Linked DNA regions of Mus musculus: all the other regions are linked to region 2. Evidence: chromatin loops called from intact Hi-C (ENCODE). Cell type or tissue: left cerebral cortex. All regions are shown on one strand.

The links. Peaks named below come from ENCODE experiments on the same cell type or tissue, not always from the same donor. Only the 100,000 strongest peaks of a DNase experiment are listed, where the experiment ranks them.
Region 1: it touches region 2 in a loop (6-fold over the local background); 3 of 42 quality-filtered maps call a loop at or near these places.
Region 3: a loop joins it to region 2, with 2.7 times the contacts of the local background. A loop is called at or near these places in 3 of 42 quality-filtered maps.

What each region holds. Positions count from the first base shown.
Region 1 is chr15:92,595,471-92,603,470 of GRCm38, forward strand. The region is part of intron 3 of Pdzrn4 (PDZ domain containing RING finger 4); the gene reads left to right. Among named protein-coding and RNA genes, the nearest start is that of Gm52207, 89 kb to the left of the region's middle. In left cerebral cortex, CTCF peaks have their summits at 1,631 and 3,352; DNase peaks (open chromatin) are centred at 1,836, 2,155 and 3,371; H3K4me3 peaks cover 2,409 bases; H3K27ac peaks cover 426 bases.
Region 2 is chr15:92,999,508-93,007,507 of GRCm38, forward strand. Gm30085 (a long non-coding RNA gene) reads left to right here and starts at 2,003. Exons shown (of 6, transcript XR_384349.4): 1 at 2,003-2,444; 2 at 2,665-2,957; 3 at 7,446-7,593. In left cerebral cortex, CTCF peaks have their summits at 3,911 (motif pointing right), 5,838 (motif pointing left) and 6,040; DNase peaks (open chromatin) are centred at 2,236, 2,729, 5,250 and 7,497; H3K4me3 peaks cover 739 bases; H3K27ac peaks cover 927 bases.
Region 3 is chr15:92,444,631-92,452,630 of GRCm38, forward strand. All of the region lies in intron 3 of Pdzrn4 (PDZ domain containing RING finger 4), which reads left to right. Among named protein-coding and RNA genes, the nearest start is that of Pdzrn4, 52 kb to the left of the region's middle. In left cerebral cortex, CTCF peaks have their summits at 3,138 (motif pointing right) and 5,091 (motif pointing left); a DNase peak (open chromatin) is centred at 3,296.

The sequences.
Region 1 (8,000 bases), 400 kb before region 2:
TTTCATAGAATTCCTTGTGACTGCCTCTCTGAAGACACTTGTTCCATAAAGAAACCAGGTCTTAATTAATGTCTCCTACAAGTGGTTTCTGACTTGCAGATCGTCCTGGTGGACTTTGTTCACGTGAGTATCACCGATTATCAGGCCACTTTCAGGAAGGCCCCTGGTCTTGGCTTCCATCCAGGCTGTTAGGTGAAATTAGGCTCAGAAACTCTGATTATTGCCTCCCCAGGGAGACGGCCAACAATAACTGCTCGTCTCAGGCTACTTGCTGGAGTGGAGGTGTTGCTAGTCACAAAGCCAATTTGTTAACAATTAGTATTCATTTGATTTATTTCCTGTTATCGATTCTAATCATTCGACAAGACACTTCTGGAAAATTGGACTCCAAAAAGTATGTAGAGAGAAACAATGAAACATTTTTAAAATCTTCTGTGATTCCAAGCCAGAGTCACAAGTATACAAGTAATTATTTTTGCTTTTAAATCCTCCTGTTATCCTGTCCAGTATAAACTGTGCTTGGACAAGCACATACTTCTTAATTACCAGAGGTTTTTGGATAAGTCATTGATGAAACAAAAGAAATTGGCTTTTAGTAATCTCTGTAGTTGTCTGTAATGTATCTTTAAGGGACTCAAACTACTACCTTGCAACCCAATGTAACTATTTGTGAGTGTAAAATTAAATAAATTAATTCTTTTATTTGCAGATCTAAGCTTCCTCTTTAAGTCTATGTTCACCTTTGCATAGTATAAATTCCAAATATAGAGCCCCAAATGGAATCACTGTGCATTACATTAGAATGTAAATATCGCCAGTGTCAGCATCCTGTAATATTATATATGACTTTAATAAAATTAGCATAAATACTATATACATTGGTAATTTATCTAAGGAAGTCGATTGTATTTATCTCATTTTTAAATATAGATCTACATGCATTATGGTGCTTCAAATGTCTATTTAATGGACATGCCCTTATTATCTAATTAAAATATTTATTATCTGTTCCACTGTCATCTGCTCTCACTTGCTTGAATGTTCTTTATTTGCAGTAGGACACTATGCCTTGCATTTTTTTCTGGGTGCTGATCTTAACAGATAACCCACTCAATCATTTCTACAGGGTCAAAATTAAAACTGAATGAACCCTCCCCACCCACACCCCCACTCACAAACACTTTCATCCTTTCTTATACCATGCATAATTTCCATTTGTTTCTGGATTTATTTTCTAAATTTAAATAATTGCCCTTATTCGCCTTCCCTGTATTAAATACTGTTGAAAACATTTCTTGTCTTTGTTGCAAAACACGGAGTTGTGAACGAAGTAATTTCTGTTTCTCATTTTTTTATTACCATATTAGAGGCTTATACCAACGGAGAAATTAAATGTATGCTCTTTTAAAAATGTCCTACGTTCAACCCCTCTATCCTTAATAAACAGAGATGGTATTGACACAAGTGAATTTTGTTTAACCACACTACATTTGCTTCTTAATTAGTGAATATTCATCTGTCATCAGCAGCAGCTATGACACCCCACCCCGCTAACATGTTCTGTCATAAATAATCAATGAGGCACTATTAATATTCATGAGCTGGAATCTGTGTAGTCATGTGCACTGATGCAGAGACAGGGGGAGTGTTGCCATGAACTGACTGGAAACTCTGTGTGTATCGTTGAGCGCAAGATACTTCGGGAACGCGGAGAGCATGCACCCTGGCTTCTGCTTTCCGCTACCAGCGGTGGTGTGTCTGATTCTGGATCCAATTGACTGATGACAAACAGTCCCCAAGTCTGGAGGGAGATTCCCTTTTAGCTCACTTGCCTTTCAGTCCTGGGGAAACTAGAAGATTTGTGCTCTCTTTCTCTCTCTCTCCTCTGCCTCCTAGAATGGGCTGCAACTTGTGCACTTTTCAGAAAAGAGAGGAACATTACAAACTGCTCTACGAAGTTTCCCAGGTGAGTGCAGGTCTGTCCGCGAGCGGCAACTAAGCAGCCGGGGCTTTGTGTTCATCTGAGCGATGGGAACTCATTTCTGGCTTGCTTGATTTCTGTCTTTCAAGTGCATTTCGGAACCGAGGGCCGGCTTGCTGTTTAGGGGCTTTTTATTTGAGGTTTGGGTGGCAGTTTTCAGTTTCCTTGCCACTCCCCCTTCAGATGACTTCCTGTGGGATTCTTTTAGCGTTTTTTTGTGTATCGGCTGCCAAGATGTCTGTCAAGTCAGAGGAGCAGCGCTGAGATCCTGGACTGTAATCTTTTGAGAGCCCTCTCTGGTTTTGGGATCATGTTGACATTTGAAAAATCAATTGTATCATTGTCTGCATAAATACTGGGAGTTAATAGGTCTGTGATCTCAGTTATTTTGAATAGACAGGAAAAGTTTCTTGCCAAATCTGGTTAGCCAGAGGAAATTATTTGATTAATGAGACTTTTTTTTTTTTTTTTTTTTTTGCTTTGGTTTAAGAAAAAAATAAAACTTGGTGTTTTTGTATAAGGAAAATACATGATATGTCTTCAATTCAAAAAAAAAAAAAAGAAGAAGAAGAAAAACAAGTTTTCTTACCATCTATTCTTGGCTCCTTGTTCTATTTTTTTGTGTGTTTAGTCCTATAAACTAATAGCAAGCACTATTTCAGTGCACATTTGTGACCTAGGGAAAGCCATATAAATTCAAATATCTCTTTAATGTGTGTCTTCAGACTTTTCTGGTTTGAAAAGGTGGGGGAGACTATATAATTTTAGTCAGCTGCCATAATTTTAATATAACTCTATTAATTTACTGACTATTATTACTATCTACATTGATTTACTATTTATTTTAAGCATTGCTCACATGCAAATGTGTCATCTGGCAGAATAAAGTTTATTTCACCTGTCTTCTAGTCTGCCCCAAATTTGACAGGACTTTTGTTTTTTAAGAGATTATTGCTGACGAAAGACAAGGTTGGGACGTTGGTGGTCTATGGTCCAGCAGTAGCCAAGTGCCCACTGCCTACTGGCTCCCTCAGACTCCCCCTCCCCAACCCCCGGTGTGATTCATTTCACAGTGGGCTAATTACAAAGTGGATTTGCTACACATGAAACAGCCTCCTCAGTTGCAATGTTAATGCACATTTTCATGGTAATGTGATCAGAGGCTCATTAGCCAGTTTCCAAAATGATCCTCTGCATTAATTAAATATAAAAAATGATTCCTTTATCACCAGAGAGAGGAAAAAGAAGATTAACATTGTTAATTACACTGGGGGGCAATACCTTTGGCTTTGCTTTGCAAAAGGAAACCTATAAACTTGCCTAAGTGCGAGCTAAAGTAATGCTGTCTCCTGGATGCGTGCCGCTGGCTCTTGAAAACTGTCTCCAGGTGGAGCACTCGCCTTTAGTTTGCTTCTTAAGAGTTTGACGTCCAGCTTTGGTTTTCTGTGGTCAAGGACCAGGGAAGTGGGTTCATCAATCTGTTGGTGGTGGTTTTTAAATCCTAAATCCAAATTATGTAAAAGCAGAGTGTGGTGGCGCGTGGTGGGGGTTCGGGGTGGGGGTGGGGGTGGCGCGATTCGCATCCCCAATTACGCCTGGCATAAGATGTTTACATCCTGGCGGGGCAGGGTTACTGCCTCCAGTAGGCAGCAGTGTGTTTGCTCAAATGCAGGAGGAGCCCTTTGTTACGGATTTTAAGAATGCCTCTCTGTGAGTTTTGCCTTCAAGTGCTTCCCAAACCTTGAGCAAACAGCTAAGCCATGCCCCTTATTGCCTCTGCCTGGTCTCCTCCATCCATTTATTTTATTCTCTCTCCTCGTGAGCTGCAGTACTTATGGTCTTTAATAAAGGGGTGAAATGAAGGATTAGCTTCCATTTAACTGGCTTTTATTAAATAAGAAACCTCAGCTTAAAGATCTCGCAGGCATTTTTCCAAGAGGGATCCTCCCGCAGCGCTTCCCCAGCTTTGCTGTCTATTTTATTGAGTTAATGGATAAGATAAGATATCAAAGGGAAGCAGTGATAGGCTCGTATAATACACCGAGGGGCTGCAAACTATTTTCTGTTTGTATTTGAGAAAAGGCAGCTCAGAGCACACATGAAAGTCAGCCCAATCTCGAGCAGGTGTTCCAGAGGATACATAGCTGCCCTCTCCCCTCCCCTACACCCCTACTCCAACCGCACCCTGACCTCCCCCACTTCTGACCTCCCCCACACCCCACCCCCAACCCCCCCTTACCTCCCCCACTTCCGACCTCCCAGACTCCATACCCCCCCCCCCACTCCACCCCATAAGAGAGGCTACAGTTCACAAAACCTTCATGAGGCTGGAGTCTGATTTCTAACAAGTGCATTGAGATGAAACTGAGCACACCTGACTGCCCCCAAACTGTATGTTCCTATACTCAGAACTCTCATATAACCTGCATTTTATTTCTTTGTTATTTTTAATAACTGAGGGAAATTCTGGGGGAGTTGGGGAGTGGGGGGGGCAGGGAGGGGGAGAGAGGGCCGAACCATGTATAATTATCAGTGACTCCATAATGTCTTCCCACCTGCAAAATGCATGTTTCTTTACATTAGGATCCTTATAGTTTTGAACTTCCCACATTTCCTCTCTGGATGTAGTGATCTGATAAGCGGGTTATAATTGCAGGAAAAGAGGAAAGTGGGTTCTGGGAGGAGCCTAGGGAGGGAACCTGAATGATGTACTCAGGTGAGGGGGATGTCCTTTATGTTTTGGGGATTTTCAATTTGCTCTTACAGAGGAGCTGAGACTCCCAGTTGGCAGAAGAGATGGACTGTCAACTCAAAAAAATTGTTTTCAGCTGGGTTTGGTCTGGTCGGGGTCTACTAAGAAGCTCTGTGTGTGAGTCTAGGGCTGGGGCACACAAGGGTAACCTTTCCACCAGGCGGTGTCCCGTGCTTTGCAGCCTGATGACATTTATCTGGGCCAGGAACACAGCTGTTTTCCTACAGTGACTTATTTTATGCAAAGTAGGTTATTTATTAACCTCTTAAGAATTAATAAGTGGGTAATTCAAACAATGCCCTTCTAGTGACAAAAGCTGAACTGCCCATTTTGTGTGAACGCGATCGAACACCACCTGGTGCTGAACCTGGTCGGGCATCTCTGACCCTAACAGCACCTCCTCTTCTTAGTGACCCCCAGCACTGGTGTCTAAGCTAATGGTTTCTTAACCTCCTTGCTCATATACATTAATTGTAGAACTTTTTGGTTGATTAAATGATAAACCTATCAATGGTATGCTTTGTACTATTGAGCCATGTATTACAGGGAGGAGCAAATGTGGGAAACTTCACGTTCTTTCCACAAAATGTGTTTATTTCACTTAAATGAGAATCTCTGTTTTTACTTGCCAAGTCAGAGACAAGGTGTTAACTTAACCTTCAACCTCAGAAAGCCAGAGGTTAGGTCATGCCAGTCTCTGTGTGGAGTCCCTATTGTGACCCTATCTTCTTTTGAGTTGATTTTTTGTTTTTGTATGAGACAGGGGTTCTTTCATTGATCTGAATAGCTGAGCACAGCAATGACATCTGTCCTTACCAGCCAGCATCCACGAATCTGCCGCATAAACTAGATATAACCTGAACTGAATGTCAATACCACTGGGCATGGTAGCTGATGCCTGCGCCTCAAGTATTTTGGAGGCTGAGGCAAGAGGGTTGCTGTGAGTTTGAGGGTTGTCTGGACTGAAGTGGAGAAGCCTGCTGTCAAAAAAAAACCAAAAAACCAAAAACCTGAAAGTAAAACATATGTCTAACAATCCCTTCCTGTGTTGTAAATACTGTCCTGGGTGATTTCTCCAAAATGTGTAATCCTTTCCCATTATTTAAGAATTCTGTTTGTTTGCATGTTTGTTTATTTGTGTGTGTGTGTGTGTGTGTGTGTGTGTGTGTGTGTGTGCCTACTGTGCTTGCAGAGGTCAAAGGACAACTTGTAGAAATTGCTCTTTCCTTCTACCATGCGTGTCCTGGGGTCTCTGGCCATAAGGACTGGCCACAGTGCCTTACCTGCTGAGTCATCTCATCGGCCTCCTTTCCCATCATTTCTATATTGATGTTAAGATATCTCCTTGCCTACAGGGTTTCTCAAATCCACATAGTTTTGTAGCTTCTGTTTTTGTGGGTTCTTTTGGGGACCCTTCAGATACCTATTTTCGTCTCACACTATGTAAAGCCAACTCAGAACTTCTTGACAACTCTCTCCATGCTTCCAGACTCTACTCTCCTTGCTTGGGGAGTCATCGGCTGGGAAGGGATATCACTGCCTTCGTTCACCTGGTCAATTGAGCTTCTATAGCATTCTTCCCTCCTCTTCCTCCTCTCCACACCTTTCACTAACTTGGCCATCACAGTAAAAATGCCCCCGTCAGGATTTATTAGTGGGCTGACCTACCCTGGTCACTATGTTGTTATCATTTCCTAGGCCACGTTTCATGGCTCTGGACCCTTATCAAATGATACAGTTATTCTGTCCTTCTTCTCCAAGTGCCATTCCTGAAGACCCTTTATTTACTTTAAATCAGCCTCCCAATTTATGTCCCTGAAGTTTAACACTTTTATCTCCAACACTATTTCTTTATCACTGATTCAAATTTCTCCTCGGGCATAGAAATTTTAGCAATGATCAGTGAAAAGAACTTCTATCTCTCCTTGAGGTCATTAGGGTCCTTATAGATCCTTTGTGCCTATGAGAGGTCCTTCTTCATGTCACTCTATCTATGAGTGAATTGGAAGTTTCTGGAAAGCAGGTTAGGTGCCTGCGTGTCCTTCAACCTATGCTGCCTGCATACCCTCATTTGAGTTGACTGTGATGACTTTCCAACCCACAGCTTTAGAGTCACACCTTCCCATTCACTGCTACATATCTGGAAGCTGCTTAGACAGAGGGCAAATACAAAGTTCAAGTGATTGGAGGTTCTTTTAGCATGTTTCCCTGTCTCATAAATGTAGTCTAGAAAACAGATCATTAGTAATGGGATTGTGGCCAAAAGGAATACATGGTGTTATGCTTACACATATAGTCAATAATATAAAGCAGGCCATGCATATAAGAAACAGAGACACCAAAGAAATCAAACAGATGGATCATATGCAAAGAGAAGACCAAAGAGTAAGTACTAGGATATCAAAGCAGTCTCATTTCCCCCATACAATCCTGGAATAAACTTCTATTTTATTTATGTAAACAAAGTGTGTAGTCCTTACAACCAGAAGAATAAACGAAGGCATGTTCTAATGATGTCTCACTTTTGCTGACTATCCAGCGGGTGACAGAATTCTAGATATGCTGTTCAATTCAATAGGCTTTCTGTAAATAGTGGCTTCTTAAATATATGTCAGGCCCTAGCTTTTGTGATTGGGAACACAAAGAATGTTTCACAAATCCTTAATTTCTTTTTAATTTATTTTTTTTATATTTATTTATTTATTATATGTAAGTACACTGTAGCTGTCTTCAGACACTCCAGAAGAGGGCGTCAGATCTCATTACGGATGGTTGTGAGCCACCATGTGGTTGCTGGGATTTGAACTCCGGACCTTCGGAAGAGCAGTCGGGTGCTCTTACCCACTGAGCCATCTCGTCAGCCCCCACAAATCCTTAATTTTGAGAAATACACAGACTGACAGCTGAGGGGAGACACATCGACATAGTGTCACATAATGTTCCAGGTGAGCATGAAACCAACAGATACATCGATGGGTGGCAGAGGGGTGCAAACACGTCAGAACGACACAGACAGGGAACACGGGAGAGGCAGAGGGAAAGAAAAGTCCACAGAAATCGCAGAACCAAAAGCTGGAAGGCAAACTCTGAAGTCTTTAAAAGAATGAAGTCTAAAGAGAGAAAACTCTAGGCATGGTGTTAGAGTAGACAAGACCAAACTAGACAGTCCTCTGAGTTCTGATCCTTTGTCTTCGTTGTCTCTTTGTCTTCATTTTTTCTTCCTCTCTTCTCTTCTCTTCTTCCTCCTTCTCCTTCTCTTCTTCCTCT
Region 2 (8,000 bases):
ACCTGGAAACATCCTAACTCAACCAGGGACCCTTGAAGCTGCTTACAGACACTGAGAACCAAATAAGGACTCCGAAGGAGATTTGTGGCAACTGAGGATAATGACACATTCAGGGGCCCGCAAAGGAATGTGGGCAGCCAGTCCTAAGACTTGTATTTAAAATGGCACTGTCTGGCTTGGAAGACCAAAGACTCTGCTTACTCTTACCTAATGGAAGCTTCTGGTGGAATGCAAACTCAAGCCCCCATTCTGGCAGGTGAGGAGGTGGGGTTAGAAATTGGGGGAACTCTACATTTCAGGGAACAGAGACAGTTGGTGAGGAGCTCCAAAGGTCACGGGCTCAGAGGGCTTTTTCTCTTGATGGCAGCCCGCGCTGTGCTTGTAAATTCTTCGGAGAGCTTTCACAGAAAAAAAAAAAAAAAAAAGCAAAATTGTGTCCGTTCTGCCCCTCTTTTATCCCTGATTAAATGGTAGAGGATATTTAAAGCACTGTGTTGGATGTATATTTCATGATTACTGTCAGCATTCCTCCATGCCTCCTGTCTCTCATTAGCATGGTTAATTGAGAGCTATAGTATACTGCATTTAAATCTGTAACATTTAACACTTAATAGCCTGGCTGCGCTGCTGCTTCCTGACTCCCAGCCATCTGACACCGCACCTAACGACTCTGAAGGACAGGGCTGCCCTGATGTCATAATTGGACACAACTTATCGGTCACACACGAGAGGCCCCGGCTCTGTTTACTTTTAATTTGAGTTCCAGAAATGGTTCTATTCATCATCTCTCAATGGCAAGCTCGCAAGGGCAAACCGAAAGCTATTGGACAAACACCCTTACAAAAGTACTGTCCCGAGACATCTTCAGTACACAGACACGCCGCCAAAAGTTGGCACTTCTGATGGCCACCTGCGCTCTCATAGTTCAGTTGTGTGACCTCCTGGTTTATTTACATTTCCCAAGTGGAGTATGCCAATAATCTAAATTAGCTGTGAGAGAGACTAGTAGCAAGCAGGTCTACTTTATTCTCTCCATCTGTCTTATACACTAGACAGAAATAGGAAGAAAAGAAAGAAGGAAGGAAGGAAGGAAGGAAGGAAGGAAGGAAGGAAGGAAGGAAGGAAGGAAAAAGGAAGGCAGGCAGGAGCTAACAGAACAGAGAAGAGGGAGGGTGGTCACAAGTATATCTCACAGCTCTGCCTCATGTAAAGCAGGTACAGTTTTTCTATCTGCTTTCGCCATGTAATTAATGGCCTTTCCATTAAAGATTTCTGTGTATGAGTGAATAATATGAATTCGGAGAACAACCAAGAAAGCTGTTGTCAGGCCTTCGATAAACCTAACAGCCACGTGCTGGGATGTTTTTAACCTCTGGGTGGTTAACATACATTGCTGGTCCATCTAAATTTCTAGGCCTTAACTCTTATGACCAAAGAGCAGTCCCTATATTGAAGAGGAAGGGGGACATCACTTTAGATGTCATTAAACCAAAGGCCTGAGATGGGATTGCCCTGGACCACCCAGTTAAGCCCTAAGTGCTACGGCATATGTTCTTAGAGGAGAGTCTTGCTGTCTTAGTCAGGGTTTCTATTCCTGCACAAAGCATCATGACCAAGAAGCAAGTTGGGGAGGAAAGGGTTTATTCAGCTTACACTTCCATATTGCAGTTCATCACCAAAGGAAGTCAGGACTGGAACTCACACCGGGCAGGAACTGGGAGGCAGGAGCTGATGCAGAGTCCATGGAGGGTGCTGCTTATTGCATTGCTTCCCTTGGCTTGCTCAGCTTGCTTTCTCATAGAACCCAGGACCACCAGCCCAGGGATGGCACCACCCACGATGGGCCCTCCTACCCTTGACCATTAATTGAGAAAATGCCTTACAGCTGTATCTCATGGAGGCATTTCCTCAAGGGAGGCTCCTTTCTCTGTGATAACTCCAGCTTGTGTCAAGGTCACACACAAAACCAGCCAGTACACTTGCCTACAAATAAAAGAGAAGGGTGTGTCCTGACAAGCGGCAGGGACCTGGTGATGCCACCCCAGTGGGCTCCCAGCAGCTAGAAATCAGACACAGTGTCTCCCTGTCAGCTTCAAAGGACTTGTGACCCTCTTGACTTCAGCCCAGTGAAGATGATTTAGATTCCTGGCCTCTTTGCCTGTATAAAAATAAATCTGTGCTTTTTGAGTCACCGAGTTTATGGTAATTCATTACAGCAAATACCAGGCACTCACATTAAAAGAAGAAAAAGAGCAGCGGGTGGCTTTGAAAGCCATCTGCAGTGAAGGATCCCTTAGCAAAGCTGTCCCTCAACACCTCCATGCCAGTGCTTCTTCACATTAAGACTCCAAGAATGACCGTTTCCCGCGGGAAAGAGAGCAGCCGAACGCCAAACATCAGCACAAACAGAAGGTGTTGGAGAGACTCCTTAGGATCCGGAGACGGTAAGATAACACAACATGTCAGGAAACACTGGCACTTCAAGAAACGACTGGGTGTTGAAAGAAACGCCCTAGAAACGGAACCGGTTAGAGCAAAAAGCTGGGGGGTGGGGGTGGGGGGGAGGGCTGTTTCGGAAACACTGTGCAATCTGTAATTCTAAAGCTCCCGAGGGAGGGGTTAGTAAGGTTAATCCCATCGTTTTTTTATCTCCCTCCCCCACAGGGCGGTGAAATATCTAAGAGGGCCTCTGAGGTAGCTGGTTAAAATGCAGCCGCTGCACAGCCAAAGCCGGAACTGTCAGGGAACTGAAGCCCCCTGGCCCTGAACCAAATCCCGGCACAGGAAAGCCAGGCTGTTTCTTACAGGAAACCCCATCCAGCGAATGCCCACTGCTGCCAGTGCCTGTGCGCACCCCGGAGACGCATCAGACAACCAGCAAAACCAGGCCCATTGGACTTCACAGATCTCTCCTGGTGCAGCCGGTTCGGAACCTTGTGGAGTTGGCTGCCTGCCCGGTGCGGATGGATCACTTGGGTCTGGGTCTGGGGTCTGGGGTCTGGGGTCTGGGTCTGTCTGGGTCTGGGTTGGTTGGTTGCCTCCACACTTGGACATTTCTGGTGCAGGAGTTCATGAGCTCACAGGTACAGTCCCTGAAAACTACATTGCCAAGGGTTATAACAGATCAGAAAACGTAATTTCCCGCCCCCCCCCCCCGTTCCCACCCCCTACTCCCCTATGCCCTACAGGCCAGGCCGAGGCAGAGGCAGGCTCACAACCACCTGGAACTCTAGTTCCAAAGGACCTGACACTTTCTTCTGGGTTCCAGGGCTCCTGCATCCATTCAGTCTACATGAACTTATGCAGACACACACACACACGAACCATAAAAATAATTTTTAAAATAAATATTAAAAGACAGTGGCGTTTGTAATTGACAGATAGTTGATGGCGGTTGGGGGGGGGGTGGTCTTTAATGCTATGGCCCCTGATAGGTCACCCATGCTCCAGCACCTGGTCCCCAGACCCAGATTGGACTAAATTGACGTGAGATTGGGGGAGAATACATCCAAGAGGAGTTAGAGGGTAAGGGTGAGTATGATCAAAATACATTGTATACATGTGCAAAATTATCAAAGAATTCATTAAAGTATTATCTTTTTCGAATATAGGCTGGCAAGATAGCTAGGTGGGTAAAGAATCCTGCCATCGTGCCTCATGACTCGAATCTGATCCCCAGGACCCACAAGATAGAAGGAAAGAACTGGCAAGCAAATTGTCTACACATTCACTGTCACACACGCATGTGCACACATACCCAAATAAATAAGTGTAGCAAACATAAGCTAATTTTAAAAATAGCTTCTACCTTAATCCTCAGACTATTATTTAGAGATCTTTTTAAGTTCTTATTTTACTTTACATTTTTGAACTTTTTGCCTGCCCTTACAGGAGGGCGTCACATGTGTGCACTATCCCTGGAGACCAGAAGAGGGTGTCAGATAACCTACAACTAGAACGGAATGTCAGCCATGTTGTGCTGGGTCCTCTGTAAAAGTATCACTACCCTTAACTGCTGAGCTGTCTCACTAGCCTAAAGCTTTTTTTTTTTAATGGGGGGGGGGGTGCAGGAAGAGAAGGAAGGAAAAAAGGAAGGAAGGAAGGAAGGAAGGAAGGAAGGAAAGAAGGAAGGATGGAAGGAAGGAAGAGCCCACAATTGCAGAACTTTTAACCACGTGACTTGGGTGCTGGGAACCGAATTTGGATCTCCTGGAAGAACAATAAGTGCTCTTTGCTTCCCAGCCTTCTCTCCAGACCCCATTTGGAGATCTTGCTCACCTAAACCTCTCCATCAAGCACACTGTATCGTTACTGGTATATATCTAAGTCATCCTATTGGGGAGGGAGAGATGATTGCTGCTGTTTGTAAATCTTCCACTCTAGCTCAGAATAGGGAAGAAGCAAGAGTGGGGGTAATGGACCAAATATCTGAATCACTAGCTTTGGTCCTTCTGATGTCCTCTAATGGTGGTGAAGGGAAAAAAATATTACTTTGTTGAAATTCTTGGAAATCCCCAGTTTCAAAGTCTACAACAAACAGCATAGACCTTTGCCATGATAACAGTTGGCAGGGTACAGTTCTCCCACCCATGTGCAGGTAGTCAGAGAATCCTCTCCATTCAGGGCTCTGTATGGACTTTCTTTCAGCCGCTAATCTGTTTAGCACGTAATTAGAAGAGCTTTAGAAAGCATCAGTCATCTTGCTTAGGGTAAGTAATAATTTATGCCAAGGGAGTGGAAAAGAATGCTGATTTCATTTATTTTATCTCCTTGGAGGAAGGTGAACTGATAAAGCCCTATGCAAGACAGTGCATTTTAAGACTTATTCAGAAGGCTAAATTAAAACAGCCGACATATTGATGACTTGTGGATATCTTTAATCTCTCTGTGTCGTCTTTTTTCCCCCCAGAAAAAATAAGTTTTGCATAAATACAACAATCCTTCCCAATTCTTCCTCATTTGCAATGATGGTTGACTTTAAAAGAAAAAAAAAGTTTTTAAAGCCAGCATCCACTTCATTTTTTATTAGTGAATAAATATGTAAAAGAGATATTTAAAATTTAGATACATTCACATTGGTAAGTGCTGGTTCACCACATATTTTCTTCCTGAAAAACAGTATTACCACCCCACTTGGGAGAAATGAGCTTTCTTTGTAGTTAATCATCTGTACAAGTGCAAGGTGGGAGCTGGGAGATAGGAGGCGCGTGCTTTGGGGATGTGGAACCGACTAGAGAAGGCGTGGGTACTGTAGGTGATTTGCATTGAGTACACAGAGTAAACAGCCTGGCCCAGCCTGATTAAACCATCTCCCTGCGATGGATGCAGAATCGGCCTACCCAGCATTAAAATTAGCTTAACCTATCCTTAGAAGGACCACACTGCGATCATTTTCTGCAATGTTAGGAACATAATCTTGTCCATTGTATAATCATATTTGCTATTTCTTTAAGAGAGCCAAAATAGAATATTTAAATGTAGTCTCAAATGCACCCATTTTTAAAATGTAGTGTGTGTGTGTGAGTGTCTGTCTGTCTATCTGTCTGTGAACAGGAATTAATTCTCTCCTTCCACTTTTTGGTGGGTTTCGTGGATGTTAACTCAGGTCATCAGGCCTCATGGCAAGGACTATCTCTGCAGTCATACATTCTGCGTCAGTTAAGGACACTGAGCCACAGTGGGCAGGGAATGGTGTTATGAGGTATTTAAAAAGAGTCAGAAGGGAGCTGGTGAGATGGCTCAGCAGATAAGAGCACTGACTGCTCTTCCAAAAGTCCTGAGTTCAAATCCTAGCAACCACATGGTGGCTCACAACCATCCATATTGAGATCTGACGCCCCCTTCTGGTACGTCTGAAGACAGCTACAGTGTGTTTACATACAATATATAAATCTTTAGGGTAGATCGAGCAGGGACTGAGCGAGCAAGCGGACCAAAGAGAGCAGAGGTCCTAAAATTCAATTCCCATCAACCACATGAAGGTTCACAACCATCTGTACAGCTACAGTGTACTCATATACATACAATAATAATAAATAAATCTTTTTTTAAAATGTCAAAAGGGCAAGCTACCCAAGTCCAGGGCCCTCCAGTGTGGGTCTTTGCATATTTCATTTTTACCGGAAGGGAAATGGTTGTAGATTAAGAGAACATACACACTTTAGACAGAATACCAATTCAGCCCCTAAGAGTACAGGAAATCCATGCCTGAGAAATCTGGGCTTCATTCTGTCAGGGTTTTCCCCTCCAACTTGAACCCTATCAACAAAATACACTATCACTGCACTGGCTCCCTTATCATGTCCTTGAGAGGCCCTGGCCTGGCTCACATGTCTGCCGGCAGGCTGAGAGGAGAGAGCCCAGTCCAGCCAGGGGCTGAAGCAAGATGGTGAATGTCGCAGCCGGATCTCCTGCCTTCTGGAGAACCACCACCCTAAAACAGCCAGCCCGGAGTCTGTCAAAGCAGGAACCCCCTGCTTTTGTTTAATTGTATCAATCTTTTGTTTATAAAGGGCTGAGAGAGGAGGTGGGGTTTTTTGCTGAGGTGAGATGATGTAGGGGGAGGGGAATGGTGATGAAGGGTGTGGGGTGACTGACAAAGCCAACAAAGTTATTCTGTCAGCAGTAGCTAGGCAAAGGCAGGCTCAAGCAGGTCGTGCTGAGTCACTCCAGTACGGAAGTGACTGAGCCAGGCTCGGGTTTGTCCTCAAGGCCCAAACCAGGGCCACATAGGGCCCAACACATGTCCTTGATGCTCACAGTTTCATCGGAAAGAGCACCTGCTTGTTTCCTCTGTGCCTTCCTCTGAAAGGAGGCGGGTGTGCTGGGGGCAAGTCTAGGGGATGTAATATGCATGTGCAAAGCCACTGGTAACAACAGCTCTCCTGAAGAGAGTGGGCTCCTTACACAGAAAAATAAAAAAAGGCAGAAGGCTGTTATTAAACAAACAACCAAAAAAGCCTGTTGGCCTATGCTACCTGTTGGCCTATGCTAATGAAAAGTTCAGACTAGAACAATCTGAATGGCCCTTTGCAGTACTGATCCCAAGACTCTTAAACCTCATATGCTGAAGCTCCTACTATCTCCCGAATGTGACTTAGAAACAGGACCTAAGAGAACAAAGGTTGAGTGGGGTCCTATGAGTGGGTCCATGTCTGATCTGACTGATTCTGGTAGTCAGGAAGTGTAGATGGACCTACACTACACATACACACACATACAAACGCACGCATACACTACAGAAAAGGGACCATGTGAGACACAAAGAGGAGGTGGCCATCTGTAAGACAACAGAGGGGAGCCTCAGAAACGACCACATCTAACAGAACCATAATGAGCTTCAACCCTCCAAACCCATTGAAATAAATTTCCGCTGCCCTGACAATATTACATACCTTCTGAGTAAGACGCGACCTTTTCCTGACAAACCCTTTATATATTTTCAGAGAAACACATGTGCAATCCCACCCTTCCTCAACCAACCTACACACTGAATGTACATGCCAACTAGATGCCACGTGAGTGATATACTCAGACAAGAGAGGATGCTGTCCCTATTTCCAGATGCTTCGAGTAGGAGCTAAGGTGAAGGTGGTAAGTACCCAGGACCTTCTGGGTTCAGGCTCCCTGAATGCCACTGTGGGTTATCAAGCAATCCTCTGCTGAGACTTACACTTCGGGGAATGTCCAGAGGAAGAGCTCCACAGTCCTCCTTTGGCTCCCAGAATTGGTACCAAGGTGTTCTCCATCTCCATCTCAAACACACCAAAATCAGAGGACATGCAGCTGTTTTATATCAGGTGGTCTAGAATTTGCATATACCCTGCAAATATCCCTTTTAATTAAAATAATCTCCAGATTTCTTATAATTAAATGCTTGGTGTGATGTAAATGCGGTGCAAACCGATGTTATAGTGTACTCTTTCAGAATAATGAAAAGAAAGAAGTCTACAGATGCACATTTTTTAAAAAAAATTGTTTTTCCACCCACGTTTGGTTGA
Region 3 (8,000 bases), 550 kb before region 2:
CGGCGTACTTTACTACCAAATATTTGTGATAACCGATCCTTTAAAAGCTAAGACTGCAAGGTGGGATACCAATGAAAATGTATAGAGTAGGTAACCATCAACAGAAAGGTCTTCAGTGCTGAACGACTTCTTATAGTTAATGAGTATTCACTGGTATAAGCCAGAAAGATTCAAGACTATTTCAGAATTACATTCAGCTCTGAAGACTCTCAGGAACATTCTTTGGACAGCACATACAGTATGTTTGTTAGTTACTTATGTCTTCTCCACCTGCCGGTTCCAAGCCTCCACTGAAGCCGGAACAAGAGACATCTTGAAGCAGCCCAGAGCATCTTTAGATGGGGGCACTAACAGTGTTTCCTTGTATTTTGGCAACTCTCTCTCGCTAGAACCAGCATTTTCTGGCCCCAATCCTGCCTTCTATAACCATACAGCATATAGCCTTCAAATACCTGAAGCTATTTAAGGTTAGTTCCCTTCTACTATGTCTCTGGACTAGCCGTGAGAAAAACATGACAGCCAAAGCACCAAATGCAGCCACTATTTGCAAAGCCTCTTGGTGAATTCATATATACACACAGAGAATGCTGGCTAGACATTTTATTCAGCCCACTGATAATTGGGAGCTGATTCTTGATCCAGTGTTTGCCTGAAAACATATCTCTGCAATCAATGTCTTTCTCATTTCTCTGGAATGTATGCTATGTGGGACTATGTCTGAGAATCAAGTGCCCATATTTAAAGGATGAGAAAACTTACAGGATCAAAATGACTCCAGAAAAGAAAGGGTGTATGTGCTTGAAGACAGCCACCCAAAACACCATGTAGTACATGTCTCTACATAGCCTGTCGTTGATTTAAGAACACACATTTTACACGGTTTGCCCCTGATACAAATTATCATTCTCCTGCATCATGGCTGTCTTAGTTTCCTTCATAATACTTATCACCTGTTCTATATTCACCCCTTTGCCTGAAATATTTTACTAGAATATAAATCCCAACATTATTACTTCTCATTGCCAAAACTTTAAATGCTCTGCTCTTCCATACAAAATGGATGTATGGCCAGATCTTTGTCAAAAGCTTGACATGGATGAAGGAGTGACCATCAGAGAGACAGAAGGTACATTCCTTCCGACACACATCCCTATCCACACTCTGTGCTGACATCTCTACTGACTGCATTTCTGATGTTATGTGTCTCTCCCCAAAATGTGGTATAGAGATCTTAATAATGAAATTTGAGGGATAATTGTATATAAGCCCACAGACACGTAGTAAGTGAAGGAGATGAGATTGAATGCATTCAAGAAACGAGAGGCTAGGAGTAAGCTTTGCTGTTAGATTAAAGATCTCAGTGCTACCTATAAAGGAGATTTTATTAGAAAAAAAAAGTAACATACTTGGGACAGAGGAAGTGATAGGTTTGTGTGGAGATTGAAGAAGACCTCGGAGAGACGTGGGAGTTAGACTAGACTAGGAGAATTCATTCATGTTTTAGGGGTAGAGGTTCTTGGTCTGGGAAGTGCCAGTATTATTGGTTTCTTTCTTGGTAGGTGTGCTTCCCAATAGCAATTCTGTGATTATTAACAAGGAGACCTTAATGGTATAATGAGCCTAGAACACTTTTGAAGTCACAACTGTGTAAAATACTTCTTAGAGGGATAGGATGTTTAATCAATAGAGTTGAGTTTCTTTTACTCAAAAAAAGTTCTTTAGAAGGGAGGGGGGAAGTCCCTTAAACATTCCAATAGTTTGTGACCCTCCCAAGACACAATAGTATACCTTTTCTCTGTGGAGTTAAACTTTCATGGGGAAGAGACACCTGGGAAACAAGACAGGATCTGATGCAATCTGTAGGAGCCACCAAGATAACGGTTTTCTAGACTAAGCTGCTCTTTCCGGTTTTAACAAGTTTCCTTAGTAGGGCCTTAGTGAATATAGGATAGTGTTTAAGGAATGAGTGCTGGGCACATTTACCCCTGGGTAACCTGGACTTACTTTGTGTTCAGCATCTATGATAGACTGTTAGGTGTTTATAAAGTATCTTGTTGTAGAAAATTTAAATCCCAATCTGGAGTTTCTTCCCTGCATTGATTATTCAGGTCCAGATAAAAGACACACACAGCCTTTATATTTACCGTATGCCTCCATCAGCTGGGCAGATACCTACCCTCTATGCTATTACAATCTGCTTCCTCTTGAGAACCCTGAATTATTACTTACTATGTCTCATCTGGGCTGCTCTTAACTTCAATTGGTCAGCCATGTTTTCTTGACTCCTAACCCACGGCATCTCTTTCTTCCTCCTTCACCTTCTTTTCCCATGGTTCCTCTCCAACACCAAGCCCAGGAATCCTAAACCCCACCTATGTCTCTTCTGCCAAGCTATTGGCTGTCGGCGACTTTATTCACCAATCAGAAATAATTTGGGGGTAGGGGGGTCAGATAGTGTCACTTGGGTCTATATTCTGACTCTACGTCTCAGAGGCCAGCTGTCAGCATTACAATATACACAAGAGCAAACCTCAACAGTATTCATCAACTAAAACCTGCCAACAAATTTATGAGAAAGGCCTTGACTAAGAGTCATCAAGCTAAACATCATTCCTGAAGGGAGATAAGTCAAAATATTCCCATTTGTAGGGTGTGTGTGTGTGTGTGTGTGTGTGTGTGTGTGTGTGTTATGTGTGAAAAATCACAAAATATAACATGCATAGGCCAATGAAGATAGTTCTTTGTCAGAAATGGGAGCTGCCCAATACCTACCTGTGTTAGTCTTGATAAATCATAGTTCATGGCTTTTGATACTCTCAATACTTCTGTTCTCCTTTAGTTCATAATGCTCTTACCTGCTTTGGTAGTTATTGTGACAAATGGGACAGAATAAAGTGTTGTCAATGGGAATCTGGGTGTGGGCATATGCAAACAGCAACCCACTCATGACTTCCTGAGTGTCAGCAAGTGCTAAAACGAAGCCTATATTTAAAATGTTTGGTCTCAGCAACGACCTACAACCCTTTAACTTGTGGTCTTCTAAGATTCCACCCCATCAATTCAGCTGAACAATAAACATCATGAAATCTCTACTGTGAGAGGGAAGAAGTTGAAACTTTCCAGCCTGAAGCCAGCAGGTGGCAGAAGCAGCCAAGCATCTGAGACGGGGCCTGAAACCCTGCTTCCCACAGCAAAGCTTTTTCTTTCCCATGGAGTTTTTTTTTTTTTTTGGGGGGGGGGTGGTGGTAATAATGCCAAATGTATAAAATCCGTTGCCTCTTCTTACAGGCGCTTGCTGAAAATAGTACAGGCATGAATGTACCACAGCTCAGAGGCTGGCCGGCACTGTCTTCCCTGGTGAGGGAGGGAGGGGGCAGCTTTCATTGCGAACACCTTTTGGCTCAAAAGCTCGGGCATATCCCAAGTATGGTGTCAACAAACAGATGGCCCTCGTCCTCATCCCATGCATGTGTTCATCTGATGCTCAGCTTGTCGAGAGCTTGCCTGGTCCACTTGGGAAGTGGGATGACAACTCTGATGGTACTCAGTGACCATCAGCTGTGCTGGCTTAAGTTAATAATGCTTGTGGTGACAACTAAGGGGCTTTGCTGCTCTTTGGTTTAAAGGAAAGTGGTTTCTATAGAGCACATGGTGGAATAAGAGTGGAGGATAAAATTCACATAAGGATAAGGATGAGTTTTTCTTATGCCTGGCAGAAGGGAAGATAATTTATGTGAGCAAGTAGAAGGTAACATGGAATAAAATGGATATTAGTTAGACACTTTAGGCCTCAGCAAGAAATTTAAGGCTAATGGCTTCCATCTGATCTAAACCCAATTATGCTAATCGTTCTCCTAGATGGAAAAGCCACAGCCGTAAGTCAGCATGCACCCTTGGCACTCCGTGTTTGCATGGACACCAGAGGGATGCTATGGTTCTAATTTTCTGGCTCTACTCAGAGATACGACCTCCCCTCCCTTTTGTTTTGTGTGTGACCTGTTCAGTAATAGGACTGAATGAGTGGGTAGTCCTACATGCTGATTTTTATGTTATATTCAGATGTCCGGAAAGAAAAATAAACAAAGAGAGCTATAGAAAGAAAAGTTATCTTTTCATGCCGGTTAATGTTTTTAATCAAATGGAAAGAGACATTTCAATTCTTATAGGCAGAAAGTTAATGGCTGTGGCAGGCTGGTGTTCACAGTCTGCTAAGCCAACAGTTTATTCACTTTATAAATGGTTGCCTTCTGATATTATGTGAAGAGAGCGGAGGTACATATGGTATGATACAAAGCATTTTTTTTTTTTTGGTATACTTTCCCAGAACCTGACCAGCCTGGCTAGTCATTTATAACCCCATGAATAGATAGGCTTTTATCATCAAAGTCTTACCAGTCAGAATCCCACACCCGATTCAACTTTAGACCCCCTCAGTTACCCCAAAGAAATTCTTCCTGAAACTTTCTAGAAAACGTGGGCAAGTGCTCTTTTTCTCCCAACTCTGTCCAGAGAAATTTGATGTCAACCAAAATATAGATTCAAACGGTGGTCTCAGATCTGTTCAGGATGCCAGATGTCCCAGTCTGCTGTGGTGATCCAGTTCAGCATTAGAATGTGGGCATGGTGACTCTTACTTCTGCGTTAGGCCCACAGCTGAAACACAAAACAGAACATCCGATGTGAGCGCCCTGGCATACGTGTAACATGCGTGAATGGAAAGCATGGCGTGGCAGCCTGTGCACAGCTTATGTGTTTGTAGAGAATGGGATGGAGTGGGTAGAGAATGGGATGTTTATAGGTTACTGGGCTGTCAATGTGTCCTTATCCTCATTCTCTCACTTATAGCCAGCCCAACCCCTGTGACCGAAGGCATCCTAGCTACCAGATAAAAAATTCCAGCCTAGAAAGACTCCTAGGGATCCCTACCACTCTAGATTGTGTAAGAATAATAACCAAAGGAAAAGTAAAATATTATATCTAGGAGCTAGAGAGATGGCTCAGCAGTTAAGAGAGGCTGCTCTTCTAGAGGTCCTGAGTTTAATTCCCAGCAACCACATGGTGGCTCACAATCATCTATAATGGGATCTGATGCCCTCTTCTGGCATTCAAGTGTACATGCAGCAGAGCACTCATACATTAATGAATTAATCAATTAATTAATTAGTTAATTAATTAAACTGTATCTAGCTCTCTTGGCTTTATTTGGTTTCCAGAGTCTATAGTTTAAAAAAAAAAATTCTAAGAAGCTAAAGCACCTTGGATAATTTACAAACTGAACTGAGCAGCAAATACTTGCTTTATCCAAAAGGATCCTTACGGCAGTAAAAGGAAAGGTCAATTGGCCACTTTTATTCAGTTCACTGGGTTCTATTGGGAATGTATAGTAAAGCTTTAGTGGTTTAGCTGGTCTCTGTTTTCCTTTGGTGAGTCATTACGTCCTAGCGTGAGAGAATGGCTGGACCTAGCTCTGGTCTGTGTGAAATATGATTTAAAAACTAATGAATAAAACTAACAATATAGGCATGAAAGTTATTACGACTTTCAAGTTGAACACTAATAATCTGTGAACAGGAGAAGAGAATTTTTGAGACAAAAGAATGGGACATCTTAGACTGGTGTGAAGACCCAACTGTGTGGTGACTATGGCAATTTGCAGAAAAGCACCAAGAAAAACCTTTCAAATATTGAAAATGTTTTTCTATCACTGCTCAGCACCTGGTGGGGAGGAAGCAACAACGTGTGGCCAAGTTGCTGGTTCCAGAACAGATTATGAGTAAGTAAGATATTGATAGCTCGGAGTTTCTCCTTCTCCCACCATGCTTAAGGACACTGCAATATCAGTCGATGAGGGCCAGCCATGCATCTCTGGCAGCTGAGAAGCAATGTCTGTTTAAAACTTCCACCAGCCTTCACTGACCCTGGTGTGTCCAGCAAGCTGAGCACAGTATTAAGCTGTGCTGGGTATTGAGCGGCCATACTGTTGTACCTTTGCATGGAATGAGGGAATGAATAGCATTTCTTTGGGATAGGTAATATCTGCACCAACAGTAGAAAAGGCAGATGTTCGGTATTCACTGGGAGTCTGCTTGAAGTCTTCTGCGGTTTGCCAAAGCCCCCAAGAGTAATGAAAGATAGTGGATCTGGACTTCTCTGTGTTAAGACCTAGCTCCTGCTACACACAGACGCACACAGACACACACAGACACACACACACATACATACACACATACAAATACACACATACACATACACCGCACACACACATACACACACACCACATACACACACACATACACACACATACACACATACACACAAACACACACATACACACACACATACATACATATACACACATACACACACATACACACACCGCACACACACACACACCACACACACACATACACACATACACACAAACACACACACATACACACATACACACACATACACACACACCACACACACACACATACACACATACACATACACCACATACACACACATACACACACACCACACACACACATACACACACACCACATACACACACACACACATACACACATACACACACACATACACACATACATATATACACACATACACACACATATACAAATACACACACACACACACCGCACACCGCACACACACATACACACACACCGCACACACACATACATACATGCACACACACATACACACACCGCACACACACACAGACACACACACACACAGACACACATACACACACACACACCACACACACACACACCGCACACACACATACATACATGCACACACACACATGCACACACCGCAGACACACACACACACACACACACACACACACACGGCTGCTCATACCTTCAACTATGTAACTAATCCAATACCTTTTTCTTCTTTTGGTAGTTTTTCTTCCTCTAGTTCACTGGTAATGGTTATTGGATCTTATTTCTTAAGTCTGACAATTTCCCCAGCTTAGGCATAAAACCCCAGGAAGGCAGCCTTTGTATCTGTTTTATTATAACTGGATGTTTCCAATGACTTAGAGCAACAGCAACATATTTGGGTGCTGTGAAATGGGAAAGGGTCATTATATCCAAACATTAAGTCTTTAGAAGAAAAATCTCATGTATAAATTTGCATTTTAAACTCCAGAAAGGGCACTTGAAATAATAGATTTAAATTAGGAGACAAATTTGTGATCTAATTGGGGTTCTTCTAGATACGTAGCCGGGCACAGACATATCAGGGGCTTAGATGTCTAATTTGTGATTGAAGCAGTTAAACTGAGTACCAACACTCTGTCAGCTCCAAACTATATCTATTGAATTCTTGATGTCTAAAACCAACTCTGCCTTATTAAGAGTATCAATTACCCTTAAATTAGCTTTTATTCGTTACATCCCAACTACTGTTTTTGCATAGGACAGAAAAGGAGATTGCTAAGTCTACTGTAAGACCTGAGTACCATCTGTCTATGCAGCCTGACTAATATCGGAAAAAGGAAGTTGTAAAATTAAAAGGTGCATAAAATGTGGGAATCCACAAAAAAAAAAAAAAAATCAAGGCATCATCTCAAAATGTGTCTTTAGAATGGGGCATTTCACCATCAGAGACAAGAGAAGCAAAAGAAGACAACCAAAATAATGGAGAATGGCAAAATCCTGCTTTATAAATCCATTTCACTGTTCCTTTTTTTGGGAGGAGGGACTAAGCATCACCCAGAGCTGTCATTTGGCGTGTAGAAGACCCTACTCCTCCCAAGGACTTGCAGTGGAAAATTTTGTGTCCCTTGGGACTTTCCCTCCAGTTTCTCCTTTACGCAGCACTGACATTTCTGCAAATCTCCTCTAAATATTATGAGAGATAAAAGTGGCTTTTTATTTGCCATGCTAGCCATGACGTGGCATTGTCCGAGCAGTTCCTCTGAGCTTTACTGAAGCATGTCAGCAGCCCCCAGCAGTAACATTTGCTCCGCCTGCTGCGAC